Regions from separate parts of the Homo sapiens genome. Here region 2 is linked to region 1. Evidence: chromatin contacts called from ENCODE Hi-C or POLR2A ChIA-PET data. All regions are on one chromosome and are shown on one strand. Each heading gives the region's core, a stretch centred on a gene start or an enhancer-like site at or near the end of the contact. The rest is flanking DNA. Distances are from core to core; before and after follow the strand shown.

What was found. Hi-C counts contacts between places; a loop is a spot of excess contacts on that map. ChIA-PET counts read pairs that join two places held with the same protein, here RNA polymerase II (POLR2A). Pooled maps may share reads with other maps.
Region 2: a loop to region 1 is called in a map of naive thymus-derived CD4-positive, alpha-beta T cell, with 15 times the contacts of the local background. The contact joins the promoter of SNHG17 here to the promoter of RBL1 in region 1. A Hi-C loop is called at or near these places in 1 of 168 maps with a recorded cell type or tissue (naive thymus-derived CD4-positive, alpha-beta T cell) and 5 of 50 pooled maps. POLR2A ChIA-PET finds 5 or more read pairs at or near these places in 1 of 52 experiments (WTC11).

The regions. Positions count from the first base shown.
Region 1 is chr20:37,094,689-37,097,319 of GRCh38, reverse strand. It overlaps RBL1 (RB transcriptional corepressor like 1), which reads left to right and starts at 1,323. Exons shown (of 22, transcript NM_002895.5): 1 at 1,323-1,547. The coding sequence starts at 1,392. RefSeq lists enhancers at 865-914, 1,035-1,304, 955-1,631, 1,865-1,964 and a silencer at 1,535-1,594.
Region 2 is chr20:38,434,033-38,436,663 of GRCh38, reverse strand. SNHG17 (small nucleolar RNA host gene 17) reads left to right here and starts at 1,336. Exons shown (of 8, transcript NR_185934.1): 1 at 1,336-1,637; 2 at 2,038-2,160. It overlaps LOC124904958, which reads right to left. Exons shown (of 3, transcript XM_047440636.1): 2 at 2,059-2,201; 3 at 1-1,822. The coding sequence ends at 1,176. RefSeq lists enhancers at 1,214-1,273, 1,294-1,583.

The sequences.
Region 1 (2,631 bases), core at 74-2,573:
CTAATTTTTATATTTTTAGTAGTGACGGGGTTTTGCCTTGTTGGCCTGACTGGTCTCAAACTCCTGGACTCAAGTGATCCACCTGCCTCGGCCTCCCAAAGTACTGGGATTACAGGCAAAGCAAATAATGGAACAACAAAAGAACGAAGACAGGGATTTATTGAAAACAAAAGTACACTCCATAGTGGGGAAGCGAACCCACGCAGCAGCTCAAGGGCCCAGACACAGAATCTTCTGGGGTCCAAATACCCTCTAGAAGTTTCCCATTGGCCACTTTATGCTCTCTTGATGTAACTGAAGTGGTAGCCCACAATCAGTCTGAGTGGTTGCAGAAAGCAACCAATCAGAGGCCAGGGTGAAGTTAACAAAATTATACTTCTATGCAAAGGAAGACTCTCCCGCCATCAGTCTGATTGGTTGTGGACAGCAACCGTTCAGAGGCTGGAGTGAAGTTACAAAGTTGCAAACAAAGACTGGAAGGCGCTCAGTGTGATTTGTTGCAGACAGCCAATTTCCCATCTGCCATGCAGAAAAGGTCCAAGGGAACAGCCTCTGGTTCTTTTGTTACTTAGGCGTGGAAAGTTGGGGTTTTCCTTTCAATTTAGTTCTAAGAAGTCACGTGAAACAGCCATAGGTTCCCTGCCTCCAGACCCTATTCTCCTGCCTCATTTACTGCAGTCTTCTCTGCCTGCCTCTTTTAGCGACTAGCATGAGATGAGGATTCGTCTTCTAATATCCGTCACCAATCCTTCCCCTCTGTCATTTAGCGAACCACTCACTGGGCACTAGGACTTTGGGGAGAGTCCCAAGAGGCCCCTCTTCGTCCAGGGGCTACTTTTTTCTCTTCCAGCCTCCATCTCCTAACTCAAGGGGTACAGCTCAGATTATGTTTGGCGCCCAGGGACAGTGACAAACCCAGGGCCCGTGGATAGAGGAGGCATCTCACTACGCTGCACGAGGCCACCTCGCAGTAGGCAGCCCAGCCCTGCCCCAAAACCCAAGAGCCTAACCAGGAAGACAGGGGGAGGCCGCGGGCTTCATCTCCCAAGAGATGGACTACACCTCCCAGCAGGCTCTGCGCGCGGGCTGAGGATCCCTCCGCTCTTTTTCTGTCCCGCCGGCTGGGCCCCCCGCGACCAGCCAAGGGCCAAGGACAGGTCTTTCAGAATCTGAGGTACATCTTCTTATCACATTTCCGGGGAGGGACTGCTAGGAGCTCCGGAGGAAAAACGGACTTTTTTTGAGGAGAAAAGCGGAGGCAGACGGTGGATGACAACACGTCCCGCAGCTGCAGATTTTCGCGCGCTTTGGCGCAGGTGGTTGTGGGTAGCGCGCCTGGGAGGGAGAAAGAAGTCGGGGGCCGTGGCGCGCAGCCCGCGGGGCCTGAAGGGATGTTCGAGGACAAGCCCCACGCTGAGGGGGCGGCGGTGGTCGCCGCAGCCGGGGAGGCGCTACAGGCCCTGTGCCAGGAGCTGAACCTGGACGAGGGGAGCGCGGCCGAAGCCCTGGACGACTTTACTGCCATCCGAGGCAACTACAGCCTAGAGGTGAGCGGCAGCAGGTGGGGCGGCCGGACCCTACCCTCGCCAGGCCCCACCCCTGCCCCGCCCCTTCCTCGGCCTATGGGGTGGTGGGAGTTTCCCCACCTAGGAGGGTCGCTGCGCAGCCAAGCGCCGAGGGGCGGGAAAGGTGGGTGTAGCTCAGCCAATCCACCCATCATTTTGAGGCGGGAAACTGAAGCTCAGGAAAGGAGCGGCCTAGGTCCCGCGCCGCTCAGACCCCAGGCTTCCTGACCACACTTCCCTCTACCCCGCCAAGCGCCACAAAAGTCATGGTGCTGCCCTTAAATCAGTAAGAACAAATATAATGGTAAAGTGAAAATGAACTGCATGCCAAGACATCACTGCCCAGAGCTTTAAATGGACCCTCAGTTCCGTCTGAACCCCTTCTGTGATCCCCATTTCACGCAAGAGGAAGCGGAGCCCTAGACGGGTTAAGCTACAGGCCCAAGGTCACACGGTTAGAGATGGAGCCAGACCCAGGGTCTGAGCCGTTTAACCTCCACCCTCTGCTTCACCAGGGTGGAGCTGCCGGTCGCTGTGCAGCAGTTTGATCAAAGCCAATGTGCACACGAAGCTGATCTCAGCCCTACGTTTCCTCCTCCGTCAGAGCATCGTCCTGATGCTTTGCATCAGTGTCTGGCTCTGAATAAAACAAATGTCAGTTATAATTACTTGATTTTTTTCCCCATCATTCTTGCATTTTATCCTCGCAACAGCCCTGTGAACATGGCATGGCAATGAGTATTAGACTGCTTTCCAGGTGATAATGGCAAGGCTCAGAAGGTTGTCTTGCCTAGGATTATTCTAATATAGAAACCCAGGCTGGGCGTGGCGGCTCACGCCTATAATCCCAGCACTTTGGGAGGCCAAGGCGGGCGGATCACTTGAGGCCAGGAGTTCGAGACTAACCTGGGCAACACGGCGAAACCCCATCTCTACTAAAAAAATACAAAAACTAGCTGGGTGTGGTGGCGCCTGCCTGTAATCTAGCTACTCGGGAGGCTGAGGCAGGAGAATTGCTTAAACCCAGGAGGCATAGGCCGCAGTGAGTGGAGATCACACCACTGCA
Region 2 (2,631 bases), core at 87-2,586, 1.3 Mb before region 1:
CTCAGGAAACTTACAATCATGGCGGAAGTGGAAGCAAACATGTCTTTCTTCACATGGTGGCAGCAAGGAGAAGTATAGAGCAAAAGTGGGTAAAGCCCCTTATAAAACCATCAGGTCTCATGAGAACTCACTCACTATCAGAAGAACCGCAGCATGGGGGTAACCACCCCCATGATTCCATTACCTCCCACGACAGGTGGGAATTATGGGAAGTACAGTTCCAGATGAGATTTAGGTGGGGTCACAGCCAAACCATAGCAGCATCCCACAGCCCCTCCCCATCACAGAGACTCCCAGTGTTCTCACAGTCTGGGAATCCCATGGGCCTCTCCCAGGTACAAAATATGGAGCAGATCTCACCTCAGGGACCCCCATTTCCCTCATGGTTGCATAGATCAGGACTGGATTTTCTTGTCCTTCTGACCTATTGAGTACCAAGAATCTGACTGGAGCGGGGCGGAGGGTGGGGCGTGGGCTCCTCATCAGGCCCAAGGGTGGGCTGCTTGCACTCCAGAACATGGGCAGAGTCAGTAGCAGGGCTGTCTCAGGCCGAAGAGGCACATCCTGCCCAGGGTGCAGGCAGTGCCAATGCTTATGAGGATTTGTGGGCCATGAGTCCCCTCCCAAGATTGTCTCCAGTATGTTGCAGGGAACATGGGACATCTGTCTACAGTCTCTGTCACTGTGCAAATCTGATCAGGTTCCTCAGATGCCAGTCTGGTCAGGTCTCTTCTGCTTCAGAGACTCTTTCCACCCTCCATCCCGTGTACTTTGAGGCTGGAGTTTAGCAAAGCAGTTACCCGCTGTGCATCTCTCTTGGCTCATCTTCTCACGCTCACATTCCAGTCTCAGGCCATGACTCAGTCATCTCGGTCTGACATTGTTCAGAAAAAAAGGAATGGGGCGGGGGTAGAATTCATTCATTCAACTGTGCTAGTCACTGAACTAGGTACTGAGTACAGTGGTGAATCAAAGACAGATGCCTTTGGACCCTTGCAGAAAGAAGTCCAAACTAAGCACAGTCCCCTCATCGTAGTAACAGCTCCTATCATGGAAAATTGGCCATTCCTACAGATTAATAATGAATCAGTGACCAAGGAACATCTTCAGAACAAACAGAAAAGCAAAGCAAGTGGGAGAAGTTTACTTCTAAACTTCCAGATAGTTTTCGAAAATTATCCCAAGTCCTCCAGAGTCTGGCGTTGAGCCTCCGCTCCGCCAGGGGACGCTGCAGGACTGCTCGCGTCGGTTCCTACCGCTCTAGGCCGCAGCTCGCGCTCTCGTCTGTATTTCCGCCGGCGCGAAACGAGCGTAGCTTCCTTGTCGTGTGGCCTCAGTCCTTCGCCGTCCCTCGCCGTCCTTCGCCATCGCACGCCACCGCACCCCATCTCTCGAAATCTGCAGACATCTTGATTTTTCCCACGCTGTCTGTCAGGTCTCCGCCGCCACTCGACGCCAGGGCGCCGGGTGAGTCCACAGCAGGGCGCATGGTCGGCTCCACTCTCACCATCGGGGGAAACTGAGGCCCCGGGGAAGGCGGCCAGAGAGGTCAGGCCCTGTCCTTGGTGCAGTGTCTCGTCCTCTTTGCCGGAGTGAGCCCCCCAGGATTCGCGTGTCCTCGGGAAAGACACTGGCAGGTGAGTCGCGCCCTTGGCCGCGGCAGTGCTGAGCGGGCCACGTGCGGTCGTCAGACCCCCTGTCCGCGCAGCTACTCTGCGGGGAGGCTTAGTGCCCCTGGATGGCGGGAAACAGGGCTCGGCGACTTTAGCTGCCCGCCCCCGACTCCTGGCATTGGAAGCCTCCAAAGCCACTTGACTGTTGCCTACAAAGTGCCAGTCATTGTGCCACGTCCTTGAGACCGTTAACTCGTTTTCCCCTCAATAACTTTTAAAAGTAGGTGTTAGAACCTTCATTTTACAGACCAGTTAGCTGTGGTTTAAATGGAAGACGCTGCCAGCACTCCAGTGGGGCAGAGTCTGGACTTCTGTCCCCGGGCCTTGTACTAAAGCCCCCTCCCCGTGCTTTTTCCTTGCCTAGGCCTTGTGGGCTGTGCTGCACCTCGGACGGCTTCGCACCAGCCAGCGCCCTCTCTCTCCTGCAGCACTCTGATCTGCACCCCCTGAGGGGCTTCCACTGTCCGCGGGGTGAGAATGCCCCTGGGTAAGTGCCGCTGCTTCTGCGCACCTTGGGGAAGGACCCTTCTGTGGGACGCAGTAGAGGGGACAGTCAATGAGCTCAGCCAGTTCTGAGTTCTGAGAACTGTCTGGCAAAGCGGGTGCAGAGCAAAGCGTGACTTAGGAGACGGGCTGCGCTTGGGGTCACATGCTAGCTAAGTTCCTTCATTCCCCTGAGGTTGACTTTCTGTAAAGTAGGGAAACTGCAAAGGCTCTCTGAGGGCAGAGGCCTTGGCTGTTTTTCTTGATTTTGAACCCACGGTGCCTGTCCACGTGTAGATACTCAGAACTGGTGGGCTGAATGTACAGCCGAGGCATTTTTACCAGAAGTCTGTTTTCCTGTGGACTCTGGGTGGGGACAGATGGAATCTGCCTGTGAAGTGATGATGGCTCTCAGGGTCCTGGGTACCCTTCTCTTCCCTGGGGGGTGAGCCTCCCTCTGGAGATCTGGCAGCTA